2 separate regions of the Homo sapiens genome follow, and region 1 is linked to region 2. The links are chromatin loops, found by intact Hi-C in ENCODE. Cell type or tissue: heart right ventricle. All regions are shown on one strand. Each heading gives the region's core, and the rest is flanking DNA. Links, peaks and the distances in the headings are about the cores only. Region 1 has its middle 230 kb from the start of RXFP2. Region 2 overlaps LOC105370150 (a long non-coding RNA gene).

Region 1 (16,782 bases), core at 4,815-12,814, 72 kb after region 2:
CTTTTCTGTTCTCTACACTTTTGTTAACTCTGCCACTCACTCTGACACTTCACCACCCACTCTTAGTTTTTCTCTATTTTCTGAGAAATAGATAAGAAATATCAAAAGATGTATTAATCTAAGCTCTGTATCTTGTAACCCTTGCCTTTGGGAATTTCAAAGCTGCTTCTTAGCCGAGGGTGGCTTCTTCTTCTTCTTCTTCTTCTTCTTCTTCTTCTTCTTCTTCTTCTTCTTCTTCTTCCTCTTCCTCTTCCTCTTCCTCTTCTTCTTCTTCTTCTCCTCCTCCTCCTCCTCTTTTTTTTTCTGAGATGGAGTCTCACTTTGTCTCCCAGGCTGGAGTGCAGTGGCACGATCTCGGCCCACTGCAACCTCTGCCTCCAGGATTCAAGCGATTCTCCTACCTCAGCCTCCCGAGTAGCTGGGATTACAGGCTTGCACCATCTCACCAAGATAATTTTTGTATTTTTAGTAGAGACTAAAAATACAAAAAAACTTTGTCATGTTGGCCAGGCAGGTCTCAAACTCCTGACCCCAGGTGATCTGCCCACCTTGGCCTCCCACAGTGCTGGAATTACCAGTGTGAGCTACTGCCCCTGGCACTGAGGCCTTCTTGAAGGAGACCGTTCCTTTTGTTGAATGAATACTTTGCTTATATTATGAACTGATTGACTGCAAAGCAATTTCAGTACTCTCTGCTTACACTTATGCTTTGACTATTTTTGCTTTTAAGATTGATCATATCTTAAAAAAAGACTGATGATATCTGATACATATTGCATGATCTAGCAAATGGCTAATATATGCTGAATATTTGTCATGTGCCAGCATCTACACTGAGTGCTTTTCATAATTTAATTCTCACAATTACCCTGTCTGGTAGGTACTAATATTTCTATTTTACAGATGAAGAAACCATCTGTAAGTTGAAAGGTTAAGTAACCGAGGTTACACAGCTAAACGGTAGAGTGAGGATTAAAACCCAATGAAAACCCAAATACATTGTACTCTGGAATGCTCAGCTGTTTCCCATTTATTTGCCTGCCCAGTTATCAGCAAATTTACACAATCACTACATACTGGCTCCAAATCCTAGCGGATCTTAAAACTGCCTTCTCTTTCCATTTCCATTTTGAATCTATTCCATTTCTATACTGAGGAAAGGATATTCACATCTATAGGCAAAGATGTGGATGGGGAACATGATGTAACAGATTATGGCTCACTAGAACAATTTAAAATGCTGTCACCTCCTTTTCCCTGATACTCTCTGATGGATTCATTTGCCCATGATAATAGAATTGCTGCTTTCAGTTTCCTGCCTCCCAAATTTCTTCTTGCTCACACTGGCCGGTGGCCTTTGGCTTTTCACTCTCAGCAATTCCTTCCTTGAAAAGCCTGTTTGCTGGTGCATCTCTGTTCCAGGAAGAGAGGAAATCCATCCTGATTTTCCAAAGGGCTTTTAATTAGTTTCAAGTTCAAATTGAAGTTGTTAATTTTCTTGAGAAAAATTACACATTACTGGGAGGCAGGTACAGGAGGAAGCACCCTGGTCTCTTGTTTTCTTGATGTTGTCTCTTTCCCAGAGATCCAGTTTCATGTTTTGAAATTTTTTATAGTAAAATCAAACCCAACAGGAAAGACAATCAACACCCTGAAAAGAAAAGAGCCAGGGGAAAGCAGATAGCTTTCTTTGCTATGGAGTTTCACCAAATTTTCCTGATTGTGTTGATTTTAACTTTTAAAAGACACCACGGTTTGCTGTGTTTCTTTTCCAAGTTTCTGTTTCTAACATATGACCTTCATTTGGGTGGAAAAGTAGATTCATTATTTGCTCCTTTGAACAACTGCTTTTCTGCTACTATAGAAGGGAAATGAGAAAAAGTGAGCTAAATTCATGATCAAAACTGAGAATGTACAAAAAAAAAATGTTATTTTGCATGAGATTGTATTCCCAAATTATTTCTAACTCTTTTTATTTTTTATTTTCTTTTGAGACAAAGTCTCACTTGGTTGCCCAGGCTGGAGTGCAGTGGTGTGATCATAGCTCACTGTAACCTTGAACTCCTGTCTCAAGTGATCCTCCTGTCCCAGCCTCTCAAGTAGCTAGGACTAAAGCATGTTCTGTTATGCTTGGTTAATTTATTTTATTTTATTTTTATTTTTGTACATATGGGATCTCACTATGTTGTCCAGGCTGATCTCAAATTCCTGGGCTGAATTGATCCTCCCACCTTGGCCTTAGGATTACAGGCATGAGCCACCAAGCCCAGCTATTTCCAACTCTTCTAACCTCTGCTGATATAATTTAGTTTTGCTTGTTTTCGAACTCTATATAAATTGAAGTTATAATATGTATTCTTTTGTGCCTGACTTCTTTCACACAATAGTATGTTTGTAAGATATAGCCATGATGTTTATGTTGCAGTAGTTCATTCATTTTTACCACTATATAGTATTTTGTTCATGGTTATGCCAAGATCGATTTATCCAATCTCTTGTTGAATGGTATTAGATATCCAATCTCTTGTTGAATGATACTTGTTAGTCTTGCTGCTATGAGCATTCTTGTACATGTCCTTGGTGCACGTATGTATACCAGGAGTGTAATTGATGAGTTCTAGAGAATCTGTGTGTTCTACTTTATTAAACAACACCAGACTGCTTTCTAAAACAGCTGGAGCAATTTATACCCCGACCAGGAGTGTATGGGAGTTCCTGTTGTTCCAACAATTGGTACTGTCCTGAGATGCCTAAAGACATCCTTCCCTTTAATGCCAAACTGGCATTTATTGAGCCTCCTTCTTGCATGACAGGGAGATCGGCCTTTGTAGTTCTTCCCCCAGTAATTTCAGACGCTCTCCAGAGAAAGCCCATGCATCCTGTAGATCCTGCTCAGGTGTCAACCTGGCATACATCTTGTAGACCATTTCTTCACTCTCTGCAGGTGATTCTTGCCATTGCGTGTTCTCAAGCCCTGCTGAGGAAGCACGATGAATGGCACTATTTTGGTGGAGGACTCAGTAAGAATCATGCAAGAGACAGGTTTTGGGGGATAAGGAATGAGTGATGGATTCTGAAAGCTGTCACACTCCTTCTGCACACTAAAGATTAACTGGAATATAGCTGACTGTAACCAGTTGGAGGGGAACAATAGAGGTGGCTGGTTTCAGGTTATCTTCCAGGTGATTTACCTGGGACATCTGCCTTCCACCCTGATGCTCAGTTTCTTTGACTCAACTAGGCTTTTTGGCTAGGTAGAAAATTTATACTGCCATTAAATTTGGGCAAGAGGGGCTCTAGCCCTAGGCCTAGCCCTCCTGTTCTGGCTTTCTCCTGCTGTGCTCCACTCTCAAAGGGCAAGGAGAGCTCAGGGTCGAGGAGACATGACCCCCTTCTACACTGTGCTCCAGGAACCCAGCACCTCAGAATCCCCTGTTCAAACAGCTCCAAGCCACCTTTCAAAGCCTGGGTGGGCCCCTTCTCTGGATGTGTTGTCCTGAGGCAGATATTACTTGTGTGTGTACCTGTAGGCCCAGACAGCCAAGGAGTAGCTACTTATAGAGGGTATGGATGGCATTTGGATATGAGGCTGGGTTATTCCCAGGCATGTACAAGCCCATTTTCCCTTCTGGCCTGAGCTGGGGAAAGAAGAGAGAGAGACGTTTTGGGGAGCTGGGAGCCTGGACCAGTTCTCTCTGCACGTCCACATGTTAATGTAGAACTCTGAGAAGTATGAGAATTTTAAATTCAAATATGGTCTTCTAAGTCATTAGGAAGGTATACTTATTAAGCTAAGACAATAAAACATCTTTTATTTTGTAGTTTGCCAGTTTGATTTATTGCAGCTTTTAAGTATATAGACCAACGGTGAAGGCTTGCCCCTGTACCCTAGTCTTGGGCCCTGCAAATGTTAGTGAGATTTCAACCTCTATACCTCAATGGCCTGCTCCAGCTTGATTCTGGCAGCTAGCTCTGGAATCTTCTGCTTCATGTCTCACTGCCGTTATTTCCTGGCAGCTTTCCCAAATCCCTCTACTATCTGATTTTGTCCTCCAACCCTGAAAATCTCAGTATGTAGTGACTGAGGTTGTCATCTTGCACTTTACTTGGAAGGGTTCTACCATACCTCCTGATTAATAGTGTATAATATCTTTTCCTTCCTCTTCCTTCACCTACCTACCAAGTCTTTCTGATTAGTCAAAGAAATATCTACATTATAAAATGAAGAACTATCCACCGCTTTAATGACTGGGATGGACCAAGACAAACCAAACCCCACTACCAAGCATCTTTTGCAGATAACATCTTGTAATAAATACTTTAAAGTTAAGTTTTTGCTATGCAGTGCATTTGAAAGTTGGAGAGAATCCATGTGTTAATTATCAAGAAAATTCAAGCTTAAGGGAAAATGTGGAACATTATATAAATGAAAATTTGACTCAACAATCTAATATAACTCTGCAAATAAGTAGTTGCCTATTAGATCCAGGCACCTAAAATGATGAAAAGCACAGAAGAAAGCATCAGCAAAATTATATAACATATATATTAATTTTCCCCTTAAATTATTAAGGATTGGTGAATTATTTATGTATTAAGGTAACACAATATTTTCAAGCTGATGGCAGAATTCATCGCAATGAGAGGACAGTGTTGACTGAACATGCTGATTAACAACCTTCTCATTGTAGAAAGGGAAAGTGGTCTGGGTGGCTTACGAACTGCTCTGCACAGTAAGGTAGGGTGTGGGGGACCATAGGATTGTAAAGCACCAGGGAGCAGCTTGTTAAGAAGGAAATGTGAAGACAGAGAGAGGGACAGCAAGCTGGTGGGCAGTCAGGGGATGGAAGAAGAAAGTCAGTGAGAAATCCCCCCAGGCAGGAATGATGGAAATTGGGAGAATGACTCAGAGGTGTCTAAGGCTGAGACCGAATTTCAAATCATCTCCTATGCTTTGTGATGTTACTACTTTCCTGCCTTCTCTCTACAAAATGTTAAATTAAATACCTCTACATAAAACTATCGCATGTAACAGTATCTGTGAGAATCAAGAAGGGGAAACTATGTTTATTTAGGTTAGTACAAGATGAAAAGCAAAACCAGTAAGACGGGAAATACGTATGAAATGGGACATTCTACAGAGGCAAGGAATAAGAGTAAGATACGACTTAGAGAAATATAATCTTCTCTAGAATCCCTGGACACTTCGGTGGTGATGCTGTTTCCCAACATTTATGGAATGGTGCTGAGCTATTGCAATATAAATGTTGAAGAAGAAGGTGATTCTGTAAGGCTGGAGGATTTGGGGACATCCATATGATGGCACCTGGGCCATCTTCACAAATGAAAGCTGTCTTTCTTTTAGATTTTTTTTTTTTTTTTGAGATGGAGTCTTGCTCTGTTGCCAGGCTGGAATGCAGTGGTGTGATCTCAGCTCACTGCAACTTCCGCTTCCCGGGTTCAAGCAATTCTCCTGTTTCAGCCTCCCAAGTAGCTGGGACTACAGGCACGCACCACCACGCCCAGCTAATTTTTATATTTTTAGTAGAGACGGGGTTTCACCATGTTGGCCAGGATGGTCTCGATCTCTTGACTTTGTGATTGGCCTGCCTCAGCCTCCCAAAGTGCTGGGATTACAGGCGTGAGCCACTGCACCCCGTCAACAGAAATGTTTTTATAGAATACAGTACATACAGAATTGATTAGAAGTGATTGAATTCTTTATAGAATGTGAAATTTCAAAAGTAATAGTTTGTAAAGTAAAGGATGTGATGTATTAGATATGGGCTTTAATCAACAAGCATTTTACATTTTCTCTGTTCTCAGCATCGTACTTATGCTGAGAGACACAAAGGATATGTCAGACACAGTTCTTGCTCTACAGGAGTAACAAACAATTAAGTCACGTGAAGCATTAAGAAGGTTGGGTGTTTAGGCTTGTGCTGGAAGGCAGCAGGAGTTGGGAGAGAGAAAAGAACAGCTGAGATGCAAACATCCTAAGAAGTTGCGCTGTACCATAAGGGAAGGCTGGAAATAGGAGGCTGGAAGAAGATGTCATCTTCCAGGTTGAGGTAACAGCATTTGCACAGGCACAGACAGATGCAGGAATTCAGTATGGCATGATGTACACACACTGCAAATTAGCTGACTGAGTAGATGGTTTTCCCCTGGGAGGAATACGGAGACACATGCTTGTGGAGCAGGGAAGATAACGAAAACTTTGAAAGACCAGTTGGGGATCTATGATAAAAAAGGGGGAGCCACTGCCTATTTAATAAATGGTATTTTAGAAATACTTGCCTCACAGCAGGCTGTAGGATGGCCACATAAATGATAAACTGGAGGCAGGAAGGAAACAGTGGCCCAAATCTGGGCATGAGTGACATATGACGAGACCAAGATGGTGGGATCACGGTATAGTTGGAGGAGCCCCAGAAATTTTCCATATTTGTAGCCCAGCTCTATTAAGGATTATACCCTTAAAAGCCTTCTCCAGATACAAATATACCATTTAACAAAGCTCAGGCTATCACTATCGTCCCACACTCAACACGTATTTTAAACTTCTTTCCATTTGAGCAAATTTTTCACCAAACTTTATAATATAAGCCCCTCTAAGGAAGTTTACTTCCTCATTTTGGTAAATTTCCTGCTCATGCATTTTTATAAGCTTGCGATAGCCAACCTAGTTCCTAGAAGACTCATGCATTATAGACCTTTGATAGGAAAGGTGAGGATTAAAATTCATTATTATTTTATCTTTTGGTTTCTGTGGTCACAGAGTGTATAAGACAAGGACATACACTGTGTGCAATATCAGACATCCTGCTGCAAAATGGCTGTGGTCTGGCAAGGCTGGGAACAGCTTTTGTGGGTTTGCAGTGATATTTGAAGTTTGATGAATGAATACAAAATGCATCACTGGTATAATCTAAATGATGTGACATAATTTATGCTCCAACTGTTAAACTCCAATAAATCCCAGCCAATGACAGGAAAATCCCAGATGTTGGGCCATTCTGGAAACTAAGTACACGGGCCTCAGTGAATTTATGATCTTTCTGTTTTTGACTCCTTTCTCCCATTTTGGAGATTAGTTCTTCTCTCGTTAATTCTACCCTGCAAAATGTGCAAGCTAAAACTGCCTCACAAACCTTCTTCATCATTAATCCTCAGATGAATTTCAGCATTTGAAAATGGTAAGTTGCCAGAACTTTAAAAAAAGATACAACTTTGCTGTCTGTTTTATTAATCACTAGTATCTTTGTCTCCAGAGATAAGTGCGACATTAATCAGAAATTCAGGAAAGCATCTCTCATGTTGATTTAAGTGGGTTTCTGGGGTCACTTTCAAAAAGTATAAAACATTTGCTCATTATTCTGTATATACTAAGTTACTAAAAGGTTATTTCTCATTTTATGATCTTATAATTCAAGCTATAGTTTTAGTCCTTAATTAAAGAGGGATTAGGAAATATAGCAGTTACTCATTTATAGGAAAAAGGGCTTTCATTGTATGAAATTGTTTTATAACTGCAAATAGTACTAAGGCAAAAGCAGGAAAAAGGAAAATATTTAAAAGCATGTCAAGGGCACCGAAGTCTTATAGAATAAATATTTAACAAATAAATAAATGAAAGAAAAACCTTGTGGAGATATTAGCTATAGATAGGTGGGTTTTAAGTTTAGCAAAGCTAAGCCTCAGGGTGCTAGTTTTTTCTTTTCAGCTATCAAGCCTATAACTTGAGTATTAATGCCTGATGAATAGCATAAAGCAGCAGCATTTTCCATATGTGTACTTAGAGTAAAGTTAATGTAATAAACATAATTGCACTCATATAGCTTAGTATAAGCAATTATCACTAATTACTGGTAGAGTTTCTCTCTCTTATTTCTAATGAAGAGTACAGTGGAAGGATAGTTTATCTCTAGATACTAATTTAATTTAAACGTTAATAGGAATAGTTTTGTTTCTGCCTAAAAGATTTTGATGAATTTTCATTGCATCTAACTTCAATTCCAGCAATGTCTTTATCATCAGCCTTTCTTAGTCTGTCACTTGGAGGATGTTCTATCCTGTCCTACTGTCCATAAGACCAAGCAGCTCGGAGGACTCCCATGAATCAGTGAAAAGCACCTTGCACCATTCTGGGCAAGCAGTGGGACTCAGCTTCTGTGGATTTTGAATTGTTGCATGAAATCAGTCAGTATTTCGGAGCATCGGTGATCAGAGGTGTCTCCTACATATTTGTTTGTATTCCTATAAGCATCCAACACAATGGCCAGTAGGTAGTTAATGCTGATTAAATGTTTACTGAGAGAAGAGACGAATGCAGGTATTTATGTATATTTGGGTTTGGGTCATTGTTTTCTTCTCTTTTTTTCCTTTCTACACATAGGATAAAGAGTCTGTAATACACGACTAGAATAATTTGATACTTAAAAAAACAATGGTTGAAAACAATGACACATTAAACTATCTACTGTGCAAACCTTCACCACCAAAGCCACCTCTGGCCACAGTGCAGGACTGTTAGAAGTTGAGGGGACCTTTAATTTCTGCCAGAAGCCCCAAGTGGTTGACAATTATATCATTTCTCTATCTCTTAATCTTAACTGATTTGCCTGTTTGTGGACAAAAGAAAAACAAGCCATGTTACAGTTTGTTCAGAAACCAAGAAGATGGAAGCCTTTTAATTCTGTCTTCATTGGTGAAGCTATTTACTTTGCTGTGTTTTGTGCTTTGAAAAAGTTTGAATAAAGATACAAAATACAGAGCAGAGAGGCAGAATGATATTGCAAATAAGAGCTGGAAAACTTAGGCTCGAAGGTGGCTCTGCTGTGTGACCTTGGATGAATTAATTAACTTATCTGTGTCCCAAGTTCCTCGTTTGAAAACAGGGGTGTAATAATAGTGCCTAACTGCAAGATGTTGTGATGATTGAAGGAATTTAGATAAAGTGTTTAGACAGTGCTTGGTACATAATAAATGTATATAAGTATCAGCCATTTTGGTATATGACTTTACAGAAAGCATAGATGCTGAACAGAATAATCCACTTACTGAGAACCACAACAATTTCAGGAATATGAGCATATCATTCCAAAAAATATAATAGGAGAGATACATTCCAACAAAACAGGTAAAAGAAAGAAAACACTTTACAAATATGTAGTTATTGAATTCAGTATTCTAAAACCAGAGATATTGGTGGTATGTCGAATAGGAGAAAAAAGGGTCCAGGAAGAGTTGGAATAAACAGGGAGTCAGAAAAGTGATTTTCAACCTTTGTCCATGTTACAATCATTTGGGGGAGCCTGTTAGCTCATACCGGGGACTCTGTATTTTTGAGAGATGCCCTAGGTGATTCTGATGCAAAATGAAGATAGAAAAGAGCCTTAGAAAATGAAGGGGAGCCGAGATCTGGGTTCGGGGGTGGGAATGAGATTTGGATAGGAAACTCAGGCAGCTGGAACCCTGGGGGAGTTTCACTCAGTGTTACCAAGTCACAAGCTAGAATAATTCACTCAACTCAGATCAACCCATCACCTTGTTACTGAATGTTTCTGTTCTGGGTTCACATGAAACTGTGTTTATTTTCAAATCAACTATAATCTTTTCTCTGATATACAGTGAGAATAATTGCTTTCCATACAGGAAGTTAAAGCCCCAAGCAGTAATTCCTTCCTCACAGTAAGTCTTGCTTTCAAGACTATTAACAAGCATCATTTTCTTATGGCTGATTTGTCTGTCTATTTACCTATCTATATCTGTCTATCTATCTATCTATCTATCTATCTATCTATCTATCTATCTATCTATAATCTATCTATCTATCATCTATCATCATTATCATCATCATCATCATCATCATCATCATCAATCTATCCATTCTAAGTCTTTCGGTAGTAGATATTTCCATATATTAAAAACAAACAAATGAAAAACCAAAATAAAGCTGACATTTAGTGCCTTCAAGCCCCAACCATTCTCTTTTTTTAAACCACTTTAAGTAGAGACAAAACAAGCAAAGGTTGACTTTGGTGGTAGAGTAAATTTACACTTTGTGGAAGTTTAAATTTGAAAGGCTGAACTAGATTTCCAAATTTTTGTAAGTGAAACTGATGAGATTAAAATAAATTGTCCCATTTCCTGGAATCAGGCCCTGTCCAAATGCAGCATGAGTTTTTCTGAAAACTTGATTAAAATTAAAATGATCTCATAAGGAGAGACTTTGGAAATGGTGGAGAAAACCCAACATCAGGCATATTCGTTTTCTACACATCAGAAAGAATGGGTCAGAATTTGGAAAGATTTGAAAGTGGGAATGTTGTATCTTTCTTTTGAAATTTGGTCTTATCCTACTCCCAGAATGGAGATATTCCATTTCTAGTACTAAATGTTCTCTATTTCCTTTCATATTTCACAATATTTTTCAGGCCAATTTTTTTTTTTACATCTAACCAATGAATCCAGTATTATATTTTTAACAATCTTTCATTTCCTCTCCAATTTGTGATGTTATTTGGAATCCTTATATGTATAATAAACTGCCTAAAGATTTAAATTATTTTAAATTCATGTATGTTGGGTTATTCCTGTACTGTTTACTTGTGGCATTGACTTATCTATTTTTGCATCTGTACCAGGCTTGGCAACTGCATTTTTTTAAGTATATTTTAGTATCTGGCAAGATGACTTCCCTAGCCTTCCTCTTCTTTTTCAAAATGTACGTAGGTTTTTTACCTATTTGTTAACCTATCATTACTTTTAAAAATATCCCTTATCAACAATTTTTAAAAGGCTATTGGGATCCCTCTTGAAACCATAATAAACTTATACATTATTTTGGAAGGAATTGATGTTTTTGTAACATCTGCTCATCAAGGAACATGATGCACCTCTACAGTTACTAGTTTCTCAGACCTCTCAGTAAAGTGCACTTTTGTTATTGCTTAGGATCGTTTTGGTTTCTTGGTGATTTTTGTTGCTATAGTAAATGGCATTTTCCACCTGGTTACTGTTGGCATAAGTGAGATTTCTTATATAATTATATGGTTTGCAAATCATTGGAAGCTTTTCTTTCAATAAATTTACCTCTAATTTCTGTTTTGTGTCTTTTGATTTATTTTTTATTTTTTTTTGAGACAGGGTCTCTCTCTGTCACCAAGGCTAGAGTGCAGTGGCACGATCAGCTCACTGCAGCCTCAACCTCCGAGGCTCAAGCGATCCTCCCACCTCAGCCTCCCAAGTAGCTGAGACTACAGGCACATGCTACCATATCTAGATAATTTTTTGTATTTTTTATAGAGATGGAGTTTCACCACATTGCTTAGGCTGGTCTCAAACTCCTGGACTCAAGTGATCTAACTGCCTCAGCCTCCCAAAGTGCTGGGATTACAGGTGTGAGCCACTGTGCCCAGCCTGTTTTGTGTCTTGTATCAGCTAAAACTTCTAGAACATGTTGAATAATAAGATTATAGTAGGCATCTTGATTTTACTCTCAATTTTACTGGAACTTTCTCTAGCATTTCTATTTTAAGTATGATGTTGTCTATGGCTTAAGATAGATGTTATTTGTATTATATGAGAATCTGTCAGAGATACTCAGCCTCCAAAATGTCTATAATGATTCTTACCTTCTGGTAGTCACACTTTTGTGTAGTCTCCTCTCATAGTGAATAAGGCTGACGTATGTAACAATATTATGGACATAAAGTTTGGTGACTTCTGGGGCTGGTTCATAAAAGACATTGCAGTCTCTGCCTGGAAATTTTCCCCTGATTACTCACTCAGGGGGAAAAGCCAGCTGCCATGTTGTGAAAACACTCAAGCAGCCCTATAATGGTGAGAAACTGAGGCCTCCCATCAAACAGCCAGCTCTAACTTGCTAGCTATATGAGTAAGTCAGCTTGGAAGCAGTTACTCTGGCCCCATTGTAGCCTTCAGATGACTGCTTCCCTGGTTGATATTTTGATTGCAAACTCATAAAAGACCTTGAGTCAGATTCATCCAGCGAAGCCACTCCTGAATTCCTAACTTACAAAATATCTGTGAGATAATAAACGCTTATTGTTTTAAACTGCTAATTTGGGGGTAATTTACTATGCAGCAATAGATAGCTAACACACTTCCAAAATTATATTTAAAATAAATCACTTAAGGCCAGGCGTGGTGGCTCTTGCCTGTAATCCTAGCACTTTGGGAGACCGAGGCAGGAGAATTACCTCACATCAGGAGTTCGAGACCAACTTGACTAACATGGCGAAACCCCACCTCTACTAAAACTACAAAATTCGGCCATGGTGACACATGCCTGTAATCCCAGCTACTTGGAAGGCTGAGGCAGGAGATTCGCTTGAACCCAACAGGCGAAAGTTGCAGTGAGCTGAGATGATATCACTGCATGCTAGCCTGGGCTACAGAGCAAGACTTCTTCTCAAAAAATAAATAAATAAATAAATAAATAAATAAATAAATAAATAAATAAATAGATAGATAAATAAAATAATAATAAAATAAATCATTTAAGTCAGCAATGGTAAAAATGATATTGAATGCCTTTTTGACATCTATGAGATGATTCTTTTTTTTCTTCTTTTTTGGTGTATCAAGGTGATGCTTTATTTCATTAGCTTTCTTAATATTAATGTATTTTAGTCTTCCTAAAATCTTCTTGATCATGGCAGATTATTATTTTAATATATTCTCTAATTTTATTTTTTAGTCATATGTTTAGAATTTTGTATATATAAATTAATAAATAAGCTTGGCCTATACTTTTCTTTTTTTTATAATAAAGATTGTCCTACTTTTGGAAAATTATCTGGTTTTTTTTCCTATACTTAGAATTTAAAGGGAATCATCTGTCCCTTGAAAGCTTAAAGACCATGAAATCCTCTGCGCCCAGGGCCTTTTGCTTGTACTTTCTTTGATGATTTTCTGAATCCCTTCGTATTTATTGGTCTATCCAGGTTTTCTACTTGAATCCATTTTTAAGGTTTATTATGTTACAGAAAATGTTAAGCAAACTACCACTGAGATTATTATCCTATATATTTGCTTTTCGTATTATTTTTCTCACAGTTTTCAAAAATCTGGCTGAAATAAGATATGAAAGTGAAGAAGCTAAACCCATCAGCAGAATTAAATAACCAATGGGAGAAATTGCCCTTTCTTGATGCATCCTCTGTGGTAGGAACCAGCTTTGGGGAATGACTTTAGCTATTTTACCCGAGTGGAGATGTAGCCAACATGTAGCCGAAAGACTCAGAAGGAATTGGATCAGTGGAATCTGAGGAAAGCTGGGAAGCTACATGAGGAAGGGAGCATACTCATACATCTTGCTTGCCACTCCCCCAAAGAAATATGCTTTGTTATAACAGTTGAATTAACTTATATGGAAACATTAGGCCACTGACAAGCTAATTGCATAATGGCTCCCACACTTACCAGACCAAAGTACCAAAGTTAAGGGGAAAATGGAACGTATTGAGGAAAATACAAAGGATTTTGGTTGCATGCCTTTACAGGAACCGGGCTGCTTGCCCTCGCTCTGGTCCTGTTAACATTCCACACATGGCTCAATCTCAGCTACAGTTTCCATCATGTTCATTACTCTCACGAACATCTCAGTTGACATGAAATAAAGGTTTCCTCTTGACCTATGAAGTTTAAAGCTAATTCACTTTCTGAGTGGCTTAAACTAACTGCACCCTGCAGCTTGCTCAGCACTTGGAGCTATATTTGGAAAAGTTTTTGACAGTCAGTACAATTTTCTTCTCTAACATCCTGAAATTTTTATCAAAAGAAAACATTCAATTTTTTAAACTTTAGTTTTTCCCCCTGCACTGTTGTAACTAATCAGTGCTCGGGGAGGTCTTTGGTCATCTGCTTTGGTTTCATGTGACCATGTGAAGTGAACTTATACATGGACTACACACTCCAGAAATCCTTTAACCCTCTAGTGTCTTCTCAGTTACTTTCTGCAACAACTCCTTCCCCCAACAAAACAGAAAGGTCCAGAGAGACCGTTGCCTTCTCCTTTGGCTCAGCTGACTGGCTGGCCACGGATGCTGGTGATTGATGCCTCTCTTCCCCAGCTCTGCTGCTGGCATTTCCAAATCTGGACTTCTTCTTCTTCTTCTTCTTCTTCTTCTTTTTTTTTTTTTTTTGTATGTCTTTGAAAGCCTTCTTGTTTCACTAAACTTGTCAGTCATATATCCTCCTATTTTCTGCTCACAGCTGCAGTGGAAATGTAACACCATCCTTCCTCTTTGCTAAGGGTTTTCCTAAGGCCATGGTGATAGGGCTCTCCTATGCTCATGAGGCCCAGCACCACCAAATAGTTGTTGTTTTACTGTTCCAGATTAATGAATGGTTAAAAAATCCAGGCAACGTAGGGGTCCTGTGGTCACCTCAATAAATGCTAAATCAATTCTTAAGCCCTTCGCCATCCCCTAAGAACTTGAAATGCTGACACTTGGGGTCAAGCTTTTGCCACACATTTTCTGAAGGATTTGGGGCCTGATGTTGCTTCACTGCCCCTTACCAATCAGCTTGATTAGTGCTTTTCTGAGGACCTATCCTTTATTAAAGATCCTGCCTCTGCAAACTATATTAAGTAGTTTCTCTCTGGAAATAACTTTTCTCTTGTTCCATGTTCAACCATCTGCTTAATTTATAGACTATTAAGAGTACACACACTTTACTCTGTAATAAAAAAAAAATCCTTGCAACTGAGGTTTGTAAATTGCTCTCCAGGTGACACTGGAGCAAGGCAGGGGAGGAATGTGGTCTATTCCCAAAGCAGATAGCAAGAACTTTGACCCAAGTCCTGCCCATACCATTTACCAGCCGTGTGTCTTTGGGAAATTGACGTCTTCTTTTTGACCCTGAGTTTTCATGACTGTTCAACTATAAAATGTGAGGGTGATAATAACACCTACGCCTTAGGGTTTTGTTTGTTTTGTTTTAAATATAAAATAACACAATATACTCAAAAATATTTTATAAAGTGTAAAACATCAGAGGGCATTAGAAAGTATTCTGCAACTTCTCCTTTTGCAGAGGACTATGGAAACGTACAGACCTTTATTTATTTACCATATTTAGAGACTCTACTCCTTGGAGAGAATTCTAGACATGCCTTATATCAGGGCTACCGGCTCCACTGATATAACAGATCAGCTTGGGTTTTAATCTCTTTATTTAATATGCACGTACACTATTGCCCATGGCTTGGAAAATTTAACCACAGAATCTCCATTTGTTTTCTGTTCATCATCTCTGGATTGGTTTTGTTTTCTCATCTCTTAAATTTTGTTTGCTGTTGTGTTTGTGTTTGTTATTGTTTGCTAGAAATTTTATTATTTTAAGAAGATTTTTTAAAAATCAGTTTCTGGTTCTATGTATTTCACTATTTTCAGTTTTCTAATTCTTTTCAACTTAAAATTTTAATTTCTCTTTTCCAGTTTTGTTTTTGTTTTTACTTTTTTTCTCCAGTTACTTGAGTTGACTCTTTAATTATTATCTCACCTCCTGCCAAAAGACATATGGTCTTTTCCGTGCTAACTAATAAATACTCTTAAAAACACAACTATACACAGTTCTTTTGTATTTGCTAATCATTGCTCTTTCTTGATAGAGACATAACATCACATATGTAATATCATCCCTGTTGCCTTATGAATCTTAAGAAATTTAGAGGGCTTTAAAAAGTGGGTTCCAAAATGATCTCTAGCAAGATCATTGCTTAAATATGCTCCCTGTGCAGTGCTTTTTTAGTTTAACAAAATAGGAAAATAAATGAATGTCATGATAAACTGCATTTCTCACCTTGTTCTTATTTTCTGCATCAAGTTTAATCTTCACTGCTGAATTTGCGTTCTTTAGCACATGTGTGCTATTTAGAATGGAGAATATTATTCAAAACATATATTGGCATTAAAAAGGGGAGAAATGTGTTAATTCTCACGGGTGATTAGTAGGAAAATACAATGGTATCTTGTTTTTGTTAGTGAATTTGGATAAACTTTCATTGATCTCTGATTTTGTTACCATCAGATGAGCCTGTTGAAATGTTAATTCTTTGGAGTGGATTTGTGCCAACACTGCTTAGTTAAAAAGGTATGAGATATGTCTCACTGGACCATCTGTAGCATCATCAGAAAGCTTTGCTCCTCCTCCTTGAAGGGGGCAACAAGTTTAATTTCTGTGTGTGTTGCTTTGTCCTCAGCATATAATTTATTGACATCCCTATGACATGCCTTTTGGTTGCAGCACAAGCAGGGCTGGTCATGTTTTATGCTCCTGATTCCTTTTGCTAAGACAGCTTCTGGATGTTTAGTCACACACATACACACACAGCAAATGGGATGGCAGTCTGCCCTAGTTTACCCAACCTCCTGCCACATTAAACTTGCTACAGTTATTGTGTGTTGAGGGTAATTTCTAAAATATTTTACAAGCTCACAGTGAGCTGCCTCCTTCTGACAGCTACTCCACAGCCTGAATCCAGAAAGTATTGAGATACAGAGTTAAAAGGTGTTTGTCTTACAAAGGAGAGAGAGGGAAAAACACAAAGGCAACAGACAACAGAGGAGGAAATGAGAAGTTTGTTATTTGGAGGCTATTGCTCTACCAGATAGTGCAGCTGACCACGGGCTGCAAAGCACAGTACCTCCTCAATGATTCTTTCTATATTGGGTACATTCTAAGACAGTCTCTGTATGTTCGCATAGTTGTTATTTTTAGAATTCTGACTACTGTAAATATTTTTTC
Region 2 (16,782 bases), core at 3,863-11,862:
CTGAACTCCTCTCCGACCACAGTCTCCGACATCCAGCTGTTTCTTCTCCTCTTGATGTTCAGACACTTCTCTCTTCTGTGTGTATGACTGCTGAGTCTGGGGTCTGGGGTTCTCATGGGTACAGAATAGGGGACGGGATGGGCCAAAAGGCAACATTTGGCCAGGAAAACAGGGATAGTTCTCACTTTGGGCCACGGGTCTAGGTTTAAGGGTGGAGCCCTCGTCAGGAACTCTGCCCTCTTCTACCCGGTATTTCCCTGCCTCCTGGCCTTATCAATGTTACCTCCCGGACTTATCAATGTCACGTCTTCCTCAAGTTCCTAGTGTCGCCCAGTCCAAGTCAATGACTCAGTAGATTAATCAGCAACCTTTTCTCTCAAATTGTCAAAAGCTGTTCAGAGTTATTGAAGACGCTCAATTTGCTGCAGTTAGGGATGCAGAAATTTGATGAATAAAAAAATTATCAGATTTTAACTTAAGACCCTAATTGTTAGATCTTTATTTTCTTTAAGGCTTTTGGAAAAGGAAATAAAAAAATTTTAAGTACTTATAGACGGCATGAAGAGGAGATGCAAAGATTTAGGTCTTTGAGAAAGAAGTGGATTTTTTAAGTGTTAAAAAATCATCATTTTTAGTCTAAAGGCACTGAGTGCAAGGATAATTAAGCAAGTAAAAGTCTCACTTTTTGAACTCAGAAAGTGATAGTTCATTGACTTCATGGATTTTCAACTTAGCAAAATTGCCTTTTAAAAAATAACTAATGCTGTCTTTCTCCTGAGAAAAGCTTTTTTTTTTCCACCTCAGTTTTTTCATAAGCCCAAAAGTATTTTTGCATTTAGGCAGGCCTTTCTATGTGGATTTTGGTGTGAATGTAGATAGTTCTTAAGTTTCTTTCTATGCCCAAATTACTGCTCAGTTATTTCTTTCATACAAACATGTTTTGAGTTGAACCACTAATTTTTACTTATAATATCTAATTTAGCTAAAGTAACTTCACAGACCCCTTAAAACTTGCTCTATAAAAGTGGGAATACTGAAAATCACTAAGTCACCATGGGGCAAAGGGCATAGAATATGCTAGAAGTGACTCTTGCCGGGTTGTAATTTTGGCTGGCCCTGACTTGCATTGCATGTCAATTGCAGGAGTTTGTTACCTACCTTGGAGGGTTTCGATGGGGAAGATCCCTGCAAGCTGCAGGAAGTTCTTTGGACCAATGATTAACCAACCGCCCTGGCACCTTCCTGGCAATGTTGTATTCTTGCCAAGAGGTGGGGAGCTTCCAGGGACCACTGGGGGACACAGAAGAAAACCTGGGAAAATTGAAGCAGAACCCCTGAGATGTGGCTGACCAGATATATGCCCTGGCATCCTGGCTCACGGGATGGGAAAAAAAATAACCTGTGCGTGTCTACTAATTGTTTCAGATCTGAAGAAAAAACTATGATAGATGCCTTTATATACTTTCTGAAAAAGAAATTCCTCAGTATATCACTTACATATCTACAACACTGTTGGGAATGTTCATAATTATAATCATAGCCACAGAGAGACTGTAGATGTTTAAATTCTGTTCCTGGTCAATCTGAGTGTTCTGGAAGGAAAGGAGATTATTTCTGAATGCATGTATTTCTGCATTTCATATCTAGATATTAATTCATGCTGTGATCAATCAAACCCTCTCTGGTTCTTATTAATACCTTATATTTATTTGGGGGCTTTTTCCTCGAGGAGGTATTGTTATAGTAAGTAGCTAGTCTGGCATGAGCAAGACAGGAGAGGGCTCTCCCACCCTGCCCCAGGAATGTCAGGCGACATCAGGTGATGGTCTGGCTGTTGTTAATTGTCTCTCTAAAATAATAATTTGTCACAGTCAGTGCCAGGGAAAGGCAGTTTTCCTATGATAGAAAAAAACCTGAAACTAGTGATCAGCAGTTTCCTGATAAGATCTCAGGAGTTGGGCAGTGGGCTCCAGCATGTGCATTAAGAGGTAAAATGACGGAGTTTAACTGGTCTATGATGTTCCATTGACATTTGACTGGTACGGGAAGAATGCCTCAAGTGAGCATGTGTACAACTCCGTAAACACACTGCACTTGCTCACCTCCCAACTGCCAGTAGGTCACTGCTCGTCAAACAGCCCACAGCCAAGGGAAGAATTAGGGAAGAAGGAATGCAAGACAGCAGAGGAGGTCTTTTGATCACAAGTCAAAGGTCAAACCACACACTTGTCCTTCAAGTTGACTGCTTGGCCCTCTTACAAGTATACTTTCTTTCCTTTTTTTTTCCTGCTTGAAAGCTTTTAATACACTTTCACACCTGCTCTAAAACTTGCCTCGGTCTTTTCCTCTGCCTTATGCCTCTCGGTCGAATTCTTTCTTCTGAGGAGACAAGAATTGAGACTGCTGCAAACCCATATGGATTTACTGCTGCTAACAGTATAATTATTTTATTTGAAATGTTCACACCCTTTCATCATATTACAGAAAACAGACAAGCAATATCCATATAGCTCTCCTCCCATCACCCACTTTAGTCCCATCTTCCAAAATAAGCAAATGATAGCCTTAAGTGGACATTATCATCAGTAAGAAAGGAAGTGGAGGGAAACATGTTTACGTAATGGGACAAGCACTGGACAACAGCTAGGGAAAATGATATGACGCCTTACTGCTGCTAGCCAGCAGTGTGATGTTGGAGGAAGGTACATTTGGGGGTCATAATTTCCTTACCTACAAAATAAGAAAGGTAGGATGTGTATGACCTCTTCAAGCTCAAATTCCAGGATTGGAGTTTAGAGAGCAGCAGAAAATGGCTGAGACCCTTTTTGGGGACAGTCTCCCCTCATACTGGGGATTCTCTTATTTTTCTTCTCAGGGAAACAATAAGCATATTGTGGATTGTAATAAAGAACATTCAGCAGATCGTCATTTTGTCATCACTGTGAATACAGCTTCTGAAAGGAAAGGGACAGAGAAAGAGAAGAAAGAGACTAAAACAAGGAAAAGAGTTTCATTAAAAAAAGAAGATGAAATTTATGCCAAGTTCAAAAACTCAACTGACCATCAAAATGTACACTCATGGTATATGGATAGGTTAAAAAAATGAAACATGGTACATAATTTTTAAAAAGGAAACAATATTTACGTATAATCCAAATCAATCTACATGTTGTTTTATTTAAAGGATTCCCCAATCCAGAGTGCTTGGGAATAAGAGTTTCTGGATGGCCAAGTTTACCCAGATACCTAAAGGTTAGTTAACCTTTTAAATTTTGTAATTTATTTTTAATGGGAAGCTTTCTAAAGTGTACATTTCCTTGTCTTATGAGACAGAGTAGATTAAATGGACCATTTGATCATAATTAGCCCTTGGGAATATAAGTATCTAGTGCTCAGTTCATAGTTACAGACTCAGATGTAGATACAGATTGAATAGCTTGTGTGCTGAAGGCTCACAGACACAATTGTGCTCCTGAAATGTGTTTGTGTTTTTGTGATTAGTGCTTTGTAAATTCCCTGCTATCAATTTGAATCACAGTTATTTGCCTGCTTCTCATAAAGAAAGTGTGGCCTGAGGCTACACCAGCTAAATGAATTCCTGAGGAGTTGAGCATAGCTGCCTCTCAGAACATTTAGTGATCTAATGAAGGCAGCTTTTCTAATGATTGCTGTTAGGTCCTTTTGCTTGTAAGCACTGTTCAGTACATGGTTGTTCACATCCTGGACCACAGGCTCCTAGTCCGCATGGGCCACCCCTTCTCTCTACGATGTCACGTGTTATATCTCTTTACAGTCACTTCCCCCAGTGCTTTCAGCTCCCAGGTCTAAAACTGCCCTAATAGAAAAACCAATCAGGGTCCTCGTCCCTTCTGGTCAGCACATTAAGCCAGCTGCCATGTGTTAGTATAATCTTCAGGTATTTGACTAAAACATTTGGCTTATTGGCCACTGAATATTCAAGAGCCTTGTTGCTAAAGAGGCAATTAAAATGATTAACAAAACGTATCTTTCCTATATCAGCCATTATTATAGTTCTACACATGAACTGTACTTGTTGGGTTATGATATATATTGCTTCTTCCCCAAATATAAAAGGTTTTCCCTCTATCCAATGGGTTCTTGCTCCAGTTGTCAAGCCAGGCCCCCAAGGTTCGAGGAGGTGGAGAGGGGTGGACAACAGGATAATAGTGATGTTGCTGCTCCTTACAGCGGAGCCTGGCACCCATGGGAAGAAATAACAAACCCAAGTCACGCAGCTGATAAGAAGAAGCAGATTTGGGATTATTTCACTAACCTCTGGGGTGTAAATTTGCCTTAGCATAAGCTATGAGTTACAACCAATGGAATCGCTACAATAACAACAGATTCAACGCAGTGTCTATTAGAATTCATGATGTTTTCCCTTATTTCTTATTGTTTACTCACAGTCAGGGAAGTACTTGGTTTTGCTGCCTGCATAAACATGATATTGGAATTCTTTCAAATTTATTATTTAGTTTAAAGCTTTCTATCAGTTATTATTTTTTGTTCATGTGTACTTCAGCTCCATATAAATTAATTTCAAATTTATCATATCTTGCTACTTGCTTCTTTCAATTTTTACTTATATATTTACTTCGTCCAGGGCACTAATGTAACAATCCATTTACACGTGTTTTATAGCATGACTGGCTTTTTAGGTACCCGCATTTTCTGAAAAGCAAGATTGTTATTTGCATTTATAGTATCATATAAAAGATGTAGGATTGTATACATCAGTAAATTTGCTGCATTTTATATTTATTGATATCAATATACTTCTTTCTATTCCTATGATTTTATACCTTTTGCCCAAAATGTTGGAATATTGGTGATTATGATTTTTGTATTGGTTCTAATAAGTAATATACCATATTTTTTATGAGTAACGTAGTATTTCTCCAGTAAAGCCACAATAAAATCACTTTCAATCCTTCTGTTTGATGAAAAGTACTTAATTTTTCCCCAAAAGTTCTTCATAAAATCTAGAGGTACCTTGTGCATGGCATGTGTTCTGTGTGTCCATAAACTATAAATAGATGCAGATGTTACTATCTTATGTAACATCTTTATTTCATCAAGGTTTGTTTAGCATCTTCTGAGTGATGGCTGTGAGCCTCACTTCTACTTCAGCAGCAGGGTGGTTCAGAGCTCCTTCTAGCACATCTTGAGAACTGATGCTCAAATGAGCTCACAAAAGACATGTATGTGTGAGATTTTCCAGGCCCACAAACGGTCACTTCTCATATTTTATCATCAAACTTCCACCATTGTTTTTTCTTAACCAGATAACTTTTATAGTCGTGATCCCCCCATAACCTTAGCATTTTAAGTAAGTCATCCACATGTGAACTATTACCCAACAGAGGAAGAAGAGGAAGAGGATCATTTGCCCAAGACCATCTTTGTCACCATGTGATTTGGGATCTTAAGTAGCCACAATGTGTGATGACCACTTGCATTTCATGATTTTTAAATTCTTATTTTAAATTCACTTTCATTTAACAAACTTTTGTGTTTATTTAACTATTTTTACTCCTGGTTCAAATTCAGGCACACTCAGAAGAGGAAAAGAGTGGTTTGTTTTTATGATGTTAGTATAACACAGTACAGAAATGTCTCATTTATTTATAACTTGAGATTTATACCACCATCTAATTCCAAAAGGAATTTGAGGTGGTACATGGAGATGTTGACTTTGCTCTTATCTGAGTGCCTTAAAATGTAATTTATGCTGGTTGTTGTGTGCCATATATCAGCCCCTTCTTGGCACTTGGTGATTAATGTCTGTGAATGGAACAAAACTCACACTGAAGGTATAAAACATCCTCTCATCTGTGAGGTCTTGGCAAGCACTGAGAAAACTGCAAGAAGAAATAATTTGAAGTTGCACACTAGGCGCAAAAGAGTCGAATGGCTCTTTAAGAGGAACTTCAAAGGATAAAATAACTCTTTTTTTTTTTTTTTTGAGACAGAGATTCACTCTTGTTGCCCAGGCTGGAGTGCAGTGGCGTGATCTCAGCTCATTACAACCTTTGCCTCCTGGGTTCAAGTGGTTCTTCTGCCTCAGCCTCCTGAGTAGCTGGGATTATGGGCGCCCGCCATCATGCCTGTCTAATTTTTTGTATTTTTAGTAGAGATGGGATTTCATCATGTTGGCCATGCTGGTCTTGAACTTCTGACCTCAGGTGATCCACCCACCTCGGCCTCCCAAAGTGCAGGGATTACAGGTGTGAGCCACCATGCCCGGCCGATGAAATCTTCTTAAAAGGCATCTCTACTAGAAAATGGTTAATGCCCCCCTCCCTTTGTACTCTCTGTGTATGCAGCACCCAATCTTTGGTGCCCCTCTGGGTTTCTGTCCTGTCGCCTCACTCCTGGTGAGCTTTAGGAACCAGGTCACACATTTACATATTTGTCTTTGCACAATGTCACATGGAAAAACTCTGACAAAATAAGTTAAACAAGTTTAACATTGATAAACAATGCAACTTTTGTTTTAATCTCTCTTTCTGACTTGGTTTCTCACATCATCCATCGGGAAGTAAAATAAGCAAGAAGTGGGGAGGATGAGGACGGAGGAGGAAGGAACAGCTAAAGCAGACATTTTTGTTTGGTGTTTCATCAGGTGAGTGACTGACCACACATTTAATTGGCTGGCAGATGGCTTGATGACTGTTTTTCAACCCAATTACCTGGATGTTCAGGCTGAGCAATTTCCCTTGGCAAAATCGTGAAGTAGTTTTGAAGCTGCATTCACTGCTCATTCAGTTTCCTTTCTGTGCTGCCCTCCCTCATACCTTTGTGTTTTCCTCTGGGTACCTTTCTGGGAGCACAGCCTGCCTCTGGAGGATCCAGGGTGGGACACACAGAAGGGAGAGTTCTAGAAACAAAAGGAAGACCAGGTCACGCAGAGGTGCAAGATCAGAGGCTCCCCTCTGCAGAGACTGGGGAGCCACAGCCTTCATCACCTGAGTGGGGACCGACAGGCAGTGGACACTGCGGACCCGGCTCTTGCCTTCCTTATTTGCACCTTCGAGGGGTTCCAAATCTGAACCACTTATGCTTATTAAAAAGTCCTTTTCCTTGCCTCTACTGTGGACCAACTAAATTCCTAATCTCTCTGGGTAGGACCCAAAAATCTGAATTTTAAACAACCACCTATGGTGATTTGTGTGGACATGAAATTTGATCCCTGGTGGACTCTCTCTCATCTAGATGATCTCTTAAGACTCAGCTCTAACCTTCTATAATTCTAAGGCCAATTGAATTTGACTCACTTTATTCTCCATAAGGAGAAGCCCTAGGCCACAGATGTACAGCAGGAACTCTCCGAGAACCTTATCCTCATCAGCCTTCAAATTTGCAAACGTCTTCCTCAGCACGTCATGCCTTGGCAGGCACTGTGTGCAGGTGTGGATGGGTCACATTGCCCTCCCTGTGGAGCTGGGAACAAAACAGTGAGACTCCACTGGGGGCTGGTCCAAATGCAGCCTCGTAACAGACTCCTGCTCATGGGCACGAGGGCACCAAAGACACTTAGGAGGGGCAGAAGGAGGCACCCTGCTGATGGGCCCGCCAGCAAATTCCATGGCAAGGAGAGTGGCAGCATTAGAGAGAGGCAGCAAGATGGAAATGAGGTCAGGCTGGAGAGAGAACATTCTGGATGACATCATGGTTGCCAGGAAGCTGGGGAAAGAAGCCTGCTTGTCCAGACCACGCCAAGAGTCTAAAAGGGTCAGAAGCAGGGTCAGCCGATCCCAGAGGGAGTGCAGATACTCTCAGAATGAGCTCTGGTGCTGGGCTTCTGGGGAGCTCTGGGGATGCAGGAATAACCTGCTACCCTGAGAAACTCATTGACGCAAAGTTCTAGAAACACAGCCAGCTCTCTGAGAGGAGCCAGGTCCTTTTATACAGATCCTTCTTTTCCCCCATGGCTCACTCAAAACAAAATCTAACTCCATCTCCCTGGGCCTCAGTTTTCTCATCCGTAAGATGTAGGTGTAGATAATCCCCACAGTATCCTCCAGTCCTATGTTTCTATGGAAACTAAGCAAAATAAATAACACAGGAAAATATAAAAAGACACTGTTAAGCAAGATAGAGTGACGGTAGAATTTTCTGGAGAGGTAAAAGCTTGTAAAGGGCAGAAGGAAGCCTTGACCACAGAGGTGGTGAGCAGCAGGCCAGATGTGCAGCAGGGATAGGCAGGGGTGGTTACAGGTCCAACGTACACACTTTGGATTTGGCCCCATGGAGAAGCTAGGAGGAAGTGAGGGCTCACGGTTCACCGTGAGACCAGCTGAGGTCAAGGTACAGGCAAAACTATTCAAGGCAATCACTGCTCAGAGGATCCTCCAAATAAAATGGCTCATCTGCCTCAATCTGCTTTCATGGCTCCATTGTTTCTTATATAGCTTTTTTTTTTTAATGCCTATTCATTAAAAAACTTCAGGGAATATTCACTTTGCTCAAATCCTCAGTGATGGCGAGCATCAAGCTTTCAAATACCAAGCAAACTGTCCATGGCATGGTTTGTTTTTTTTTTTAAGACTAAATAAATTGAAAGAAAATCCAATGTACATGTTCCATTCTGCAACCCCAAGTCTCCTAGTGCCCCTCAGTTCCTCAGCCTGCCTCCTGTGTCTGAGTGGAGAGCATCTTTAAGGGGAACTGTCGCAGGTGTGATACACCATCCCTAGCTAGGAGCCCTCCCAGTCAGGTGGAGGGTGGCTCCTTCAGCAGAGACAACAGCTCTAGAGTGTCCCAGATGAGTGCCATTTCCAATGCATCTTATTTCCCATGTACCTAGAGACTCTCTCAGGAATGGGGCCACCTCACAGAGTCACACACACAACCCTTCTTTCAGAGGTTGGAATGCAGAAAACCCAGCAGCACCAGCTCTCTCTTCAGACAAGGTAATAAAAACCTCTTTTAAATCTCACGCTTATTCCTCTGTAACTCCTGGCAATAGGCATGAATGATCCTTCACTGAGAGATTTGTTTTTATCCATCTTGGGATTGAAGAGATGTCCAGGTTGGGCCCCTCACACCATACGCTCCCACTGGAACACAGGAGTGACTTGCTCAGGGAGGCAGCCCCCAGCCCAGAGGCTCTGCCCCTGTCTCCTGTCTCTGATCCCCAAAATGGGTGTGAGAAGAGTGAAATGGGAAAGTCACTTCTTCTCACTGGTTTAAAACTCTTATAGCAAAGAGGGGCTACTTGTACTTTTACAGCAACTGAATAGCCAATACTTACCGCACAGAACACAGGACGCATTTATTCTTTAATTTTCTTAATCAAAGATGGTTGCTGAACGAAGGTTGTGGGAGCTTAAGCAGCCCCAAAGCACCCCCTCGCTTGTAGTAGACTGTTTTTGGAAAAAAAGAAAGCAAGACCTATTTGGTGTTTTCTTCCTGATGTGAACTGAAAAGCAGGCTTGATCCTTCTAAATACTGTCCAACTCATTCACCTTTCTTCAACTCTGTACTAATTTATCGAGTGTACTTTATTTTAATTTTTATTATTATATCTTTCATTTCCACATTTATAGTAGGTTCTTTTTCGGTGCTACTTGTACTTGTTTCATTTCTCCTTGTTTGTGTTTTATGCAGTCTTTTTCTTGTTAAAAGAAGTTATGCCTCGTTTATCTTTTTGAACACATTTAGCCTACATATTTGAAGGTTTTGCCAAAAAATTCTAAAAATTAAGTCTGGAGTAAATTCATATTTTGATGGTTGATTTTCTTGGCTGTCTCTTTTTGTATTAGATTGCATAATGCATCTGTCTCTCTCTCTCAGACTAGCAGATTTGCAATTGCTTCCTCCTGGCCCTCTGAGCCTCTGGGATTAAGAGGATTCAGAGCATTTTCCCTAGCTGTTGTTTCAGATGATAGTTTCAGATGCCTGTTCCACTGTGATGTTGGAGATGGAAGATCCTCTCACTTGGCCAGCTGGCAACATGGTTTACTATCGCATTCTGATGAAACTAAGAGCTGCTCTCCAAAACCATCTCTCTAGGGGACATTTGTCGTGCTAGTTTTTCCTTCTTTAGTTTCTTTTCATGATTAGGGAGAGCCCCTCCTCAGCTCCTGCCTTCAAACTGCGAGCCTGGCCCTTGCCCTGTGTTTGATGGAGAACTCCTAGTCCCCTTTACCCAACAGAACATTATCTCTTGGTAGCCACTGCCTGCTTCCAGACTCAGGGCCTCCTGGGCTCCTGGTCTCAGCCACCTCACCACTTTGCATCTCTGTTCCATTTCTGGTGCAGGAAGACATTTATTTTGTTGATTCTGGCTAAAGTTTTTTGTTCCCTTTTGAACTATGTTCCTGTCATCACTATATCTCACTTATTACTATATGTGTGACCTCAAAGTGTGAACACTTGGATATAACTGCAAAAATGTGATACTATTTCTGCAAAATTTAATTTTTAACTTATGCAGAATTCTGCTGTGGCTTCATGCATTTCACAAATGTTTGTCAGTTCCTCATGTATGTGGGTCATTGTTCTAAGTTCTAGTGGAGCAGCGGGGAGAGGTGGTATGAAGCTTTTCGACTTCCAGATGCTTTCGATTTAATCAAGGATTAACTGTCACACTCAAAGAACTATAATGCAGACAGTGCCCATCATCTTCTGAACCCAAATCAGAAGGCGTGGTCTGACTGTAATCAAGCAACTTGAACTTTCCAGTTTGTTTCTCCAGCTGCAAAATGGCAACCATAACATCTACTACTTTGGGTCGTTTTGAGGATTAAATAATATAATAGAAATAAAACACTTAGAATCTGGCACAAAGAGAGCACTCAATGATATTAACTATGCTTATCTTAATAGACACTGTCTCAACTTTAAGCATCATGACATATATGCATACGTATATATACACACATATATGTATATGTATATGTATATGTGTGTATGTATGTATATATATATAGAGAGAGAGTAGTTTCTTAGAAACAAAATATTTTAAGTTTTTTGTTTTTTTTGAGATGGTATTTCGCTCTTGTTGCCCAGGCTGGAGTACAATGGTGTGATATCGGCTCACTGCAACCTCTGCCTCATGGGTTCAAGTGATTCTCCTGCCTCAGCCTCCTGAGTAGCTGGGATTATAAGTGCACGCCAACACGCCCAGCTTATTTTTGTATTTTTAGTAGAGATGAGGTTTCAGCATGTTTGGCCAGGCTGGTCTCGAACTCCTGACCTCAGGTGATCTGCCTGCCTTGGCCTCCAAAAGTGCTGGGATGACAGGCATGAGCCACCACTCCTAGCAAAACAAAATATTTTTATATCTTAAATTTTTGTCTCTTTAAATTCTTGTTATTGAACTGTGATAGAATGGGCTTTTCTTTCCCCTGGACCACCTATATTTTGATGTTTCTTCACCTTGCCCAGGAGGGACTTTTGCAGCAGAATAATGCATCCATGTTATGCATGAGAGAGATTTGTTTGTCTTGAAAGTGTTCTGCTTTAAAGAGGGTAAGAACTCACCATCTCCTCCTTGAATGAAACTAGGAATGGGTTTCCAAGGGCTCAGACACAGGACCAGCAACAAAGGAGGTTCTAGGGGTGGACAGAGAGTAGAAAAAGAAAGGAAGAAAGGAAACCAAGGGAGAGGAACTTATGGATGCTCATCTGAGAAGGCCTCTGCATGTCTGAGAAGTGACCCAGTGAAAAGATATTTTATACCAGCCTCTGTACTCTGAGAATATTTGTGATTGGCGGTGAGGGTGAGTGTGATGGGATTCTTCTGGTAATGGGCTATCCTTGAGTTCACTGTTGAAATGGTTGAGTGATGCCCATTTTTTCAAGGGTAAAACCTTGGCTGAAAGCTTGATTCCCTGGGATACCAGATATCCTGGGATGCCCTAGATCACTATAGTGATAGATAGGAAAGCTAATTATGAAGACTTGTGAGAAAATAGTGCCTACACCAAACATTTCCCTAACCCATGTATAGATAGTTTGGTCCAAGAGCATCCTGGGAAGGGTGGGGACATTTTACATCCAATGTCTTAAGGCAATGGAAGGACACGGTATTTAAAACAGACACTCTTCTGGAAAGTCTAAGATGAGTGGACCCCAGAGCAGGGTAGATGCTGTGCAAGTCATTGGACAAGAGAAAAGCTTAAGAGTAATTCCTTCCTGATCAGAAAGGGCCCGTGGACATTGTGCTCAAGAGATATTCATTTTATTTTACTTTATTTTTATTTAGTTCTGGGATACATGTGCAGGATGTGCAGGTTTGTTATTTAGGTAAACGTGTGCCATGGTGGTTTGCTGCGCCTATCAACCCATCACCTAGTTATTAAGCCCTGCATACATTAGCTATCAATCCTGATGCTCTCTCTACCCCTGTCCCCCGAAAGACCCCAGGGTGTGACGTTCCCCTCCCTGTGTCTATGTGTTCTCATTGTTTGGCTTCCACTTGTAAGTGAGAACATGTGGTGTTGGTTTTCTGTTCCTGTGTTAGTTTGCTGAGGATGATGGCTTCCAGCTCCATCCATGTCCCTGCAAAGGACATGATCTCACTCCTTTTTATGGCTGGCTAGTATTCTACGGTGTATAAGTACAACATCTCCTTTCTCCAGTCTATCATTGATGGGCATTTGGATTGATTCCATGTCTTTGCTATTGTGAATAGTGCTGCAATAAACATACTTGTACATGTACCTTTATAATAGAAAGATTTATATTCCTTTGGGTGTAATGGGATTGCTGGGTCAAATGGTATTTCTGGTTTACATCTTTGAGGAATTGCCACACTGTCCTCCACAAAGACATAGTTTAAAGTGCATTCAGTAATACAAAAGTGGGATGATGACATGCCAAGCACTTTTTATTTTATTTGTCTCATGTTTATAACCACAAGCAGAATGTTGGTTGATGGCCTCTTTTGATGATTAAAATGAGAAGGCTGTAACAGAGATAAAAGACTTGTGCACATAGCTAAGTGCTGTTGGGATCATGTCTGTCAAGTCAAGATCATCTGGGGGGGCACAGGAAAAAAAAAGGAACCTTTAACGTCATTGGGATGGATTTAGAGAAAAATGTTAACAGCCAGCTTCGTTTTTCTCAACCTCGGTGTCATAGCAATAATTGTTTGTATGTGCTGAAACTCTTGTGAGTTAAAACAGCTCTCATGAGCAGCCACCTTATTTCAGCAGAAACCAGATAGTGTTGAGATTCATTTTTGAATGTTGTTGTGGATTTTTCTTTTTTCTTTTTTTGAGACAGAGTCTTGCTTTGTCTTTCAGGCTAAGAGTGCAGTGGCACAATCATGGCTCACCATAGCCTGGATTTCCTGAGCTCAAGTGATCCTTGCACATCAGCCTCCTCAGTAGCTGGGACTACAGGTGTGCACCACCATGCCTAGCTAATCACCTTCTGGAATTTTGAATGAATATTGCCTCCCTGCCCAGGAAGAACTGGAATGCTCATGGATTGCTGGGGTGGACGCAGGCTCATGGGAATGGGGTTGAGGGGTGCTGGGTGGTCTGCACATGTGGCTTCAATGTTTGGGTTCAGTTTTATGTTTCTCTCCAAGAGTTTTAAAAGTAAGTTAAGACCCACTCAAAATGAGGCATGGCCATTGCAGTCAGTCTAAAATAAAGGAGGGAAATTGGAAATCATAAGCGTTTGTGTTCAGAGAAATAGGTCAGAGGTCTTAAAACGTCTGGCTATGCGAAACCCAAACAGCAACAATGAGATGCTTTGGGCCAAGCCCAGGCTCGGAACAATCTGTGTCTGGAATGGTTCAGATTTTGTTCTCAGAATTTGTCTGTTTTTCGGCATTACCCCAAATACCAATACAATGTCAAAATAGAACCCAATTCTCCGATTGGATGACCAAGGCTTCCTATAGGGAAGAAGGTAATTTTCCCCTTAAGAGTTTTAGCTGACTGATCCTTCATAGCACCTGACTCAGGTTACAAAATTCATACAATCAAGATCTAAAAACAGATTTCTTTTCCATGTTACTTTTCCTTATCTAAGTGCTGCAACCCACTAAAAACAGCAATTTGTTAATTTTCTTAATATCTTCCATTTTCCTCTTCACAACTCCATTTTACATCCATGATGCTTAGTTTTTTTCAGTGATGCCTTAAATTCTTACTGCTTGCTTCATTTGAATATTATGACATTTAATGAAATCTTTCTCATCAGGTTGATGGATTTCTTTGTTCCTGTTTCTTGTCCCTTTCATAATATGTCATTTTGGAAAATTGGACTTTAATGTTTTCTAATTCTTCTTTTTAGCACTGTTTGCTATCTCATGTTTTTAGAATGATACTTTTACCACTTCTCACGTATTGCCAAAAAGAATCAATTAACATTTTCTCTAGATCTCATCTTGGAAATAAAAAGATAAATACATTCTTCCATGCTAAAAAATAGAACAGAAGATGGTCCTTGTGCTCATCCTGGTCAATTCAGTTTCTGGGTCTGTTGAGAGAAAATTAATGGACAAAAGAAGGCTATTAAAAAAAGAATATAAAGAATTACTTTTTAGAATTAATTAAGTAATGCAGGAGAACATCATGTGGTAACTAGATTATTGAGAAATACTTTTTTTACTGACAGACTATATAAAACTCTGACACTTATAAGAATACTGTCTTTTCTGAATGGGAGGAAGCACAAATGCTCTTGGATGCATTTGAACAGACTTGTACTTGTTATGCTCATATATAAATATCTGCTTGCAAATGTTCTCAAAAGTAATTATTAAAATATATGTTGAAAGAATGAGGGTCATGTTACATGAAATTCCAATATCTTCCTCTGTGATGACATCTCAAAGTCTTTAGAAAATTCTTTTGATTTAGAGTCTTTAGAAAATGCTTTGCCTTATAGCAACTAACAAAGCCTTGGAATAAATGCTGAGATAAAACCAAACTGCTGCAAAGTAACAACATTAATGAGACACGGTCTGCTTACTTTTTCCTCTGGAGTATCATTATTTTAATACTGGAATTTTCAAATCAATTTCTTTTTCGATTCCAAGCACCCAGAAGCTATAAAATCAGATATTAGCATTGGGGAAGATTTATTACAAAAGTTATATATTGAATTATCTATTCTAAGAGACCTGAAATAGTCAGATACTTCAGTGAAATTTTTGTACAATTATCTTGGAGATTTTTTTGTTTGCTTGTTTGTTTTGTATAAAATCAACACTAACTATTTCATCTATTTAAATATGTTACAGTCTAGCAAAAACAGGCTTAGAAATCTTTCCATCATTAGTAAACACACATATCTACTTGAAAATCGTTAGTATCTATGAGATCTCCCACTCAAGTATTTTAAAGTAATATAGGACTAAATTGTCTTTGTGAAAAACTTAGACATTATGGATTAAGCTAGTGTTTCTCAGCCCTCCACTTTCAGTACTGGCTCTCTTCCTAGAGTTAACCAGTGTTATCAGTTCTTTGTATATGATTCCAGATCTTTTATTTCTTCTATGCATTTTCATCTATATCTGTATTTATATTTATAGCCATGTAACCATTTTGTTGGACACTATTGGCATAATGACTAATGCTTACCCGCTTTACAGAAGCCATGAATATATTTAAGTACTAACATTCTTTATTGCCTCTAAAGTATAGAAAGTTACAAAATTTCAAAATAATGCTTAAAACTCTACCAAATTTAATATTAACAAATATAGCATTTATAAACAAGTCATTACATTTGAAAACAATGGGTAGGTTAGATTTTCCTTACTTCACAAATGTTCCCAAGTGCAAATGATAATTACTGAAAAATTATAACTAATTACAAAATAAATAAGTTACTTGTAACTAAATCTTTTCAAAAGCAAAATTAGAAAAATCTTTCCTAATATTTTTTACAACAAAAAATTTATATTTAATTTAGGAAAAAGGTCTCAAATTAGGTGGAGTAGTGTCTTCAAAATTTAAGATTTCTTAGAGCTTACAAATTTCTTAAAATAATCTTGTAGAACTATGTAACATTCTTCTGTGTATTTTTTTAAAACTTGCTCTACTCACTAAAATATCTAGAGATTTTTAATGTGAGTAGACATATATCTAGCTTCTTGTTTTGCAACTGACTGCTAATATTTCATGGTGCTTTTGGAAAGTGAAAAATATGGAGTATGGCTATCAATGGAAATTAGTGGATAAAGTCGGTACTTAGGGACTATCAAACATAAGCCAAAGTTAAGAACTATGTCTGATTACAAATACAAGCCCTGAATAAAGAAGTGGATATCATAGCACCCAACAGGCAGCTTGGGGGAAAAACTGGTATGAAATATTAACTTGATCACTTTCTCTATCAGTACGTGTTGTTGAGATTCTAGAATATGCTCCTTATTGTGCTTGGTTTTGGGGGATAGTGCTATATAAAGTGAGTCCCCTCTTCATGGAGCTTACAGACTAGTGGGGAGGGCAGACACTGCACAACAATGCACAAAATTTACTATCACAAGGAAAGTAGAGGGTGCTCTTACCCATTTAGGGGTTCAACAAGATCTCCTTGAGGAAGTAAAATGTAAGTTGGACTTGATGGTTGAATAGGATTTTGCCTAACCACAGGGAGGTGTCAGTCTTGATTGAAGAGAAAATGTGGCATTACAAGTTGAGGGAATAGCATGTGGAAAGCCTTAGAAGCAAGAGGGGATTTGGCCTTATATATAAGATGACAAACAGGAGAAAATGGAGGCAGGAGAGCTGGGCAACTGTCAGAGTCTGGAAGGCTTTGAAAGCAGGTAGGGAGCTTGATTTTTCT

What was found. Hi-C counts contacts between places; a loop is a spot of excess contacts. Peaks named below come from ENCODE experiments on the same cell type or tissue, not always from the same donor. Only the 100,000 strongest peaks of a DNase experiment are listed, where the experiment ranks them.
Region 1: a loop joins it to region 2, with 2.6 times the contacts of the local background. A loop is called at or near these places in 2 of 110 quality-filtered maps.

What each region holds. Positions count from the first base shown.
Region 1 is chr13:31,505,309-31,522,090 of GRCh38, forward strand. No RefSeq gene overlaps it. Among named protein-coding and RNA genes, the nearest start is that of RXFP2, 230 kb to the right of the region's middle. In heart right ventricle, for the core only: no CTCF peak of the experiment used is centred there; no DNase peak of the experiment used is centred there.
Region 2 is chr13:31,434,535-31,451,316 of GRCh38, forward strand. It overlaps LOC105370150 (a long non-coding RNA gene), which reads left to right. Exons shown (of 6, transcript XR_941830.1): 2 at 3,185-3,252; 3 at 6,564-6,646; 4 at 8,831-8,936. Among named protein-coding and RNA genes, the nearest start is that of B3GLCT, 240 kb to the left of the region's middle. In heart right ventricle, for the core only: no CTCF peak of the experiment used is centred there; DNase peaks (open chromatin) are centred at 7,454 and 7,777; H3K27ac peaks cover 1,046 bases; H3K27me3 peaks cover 268 bases.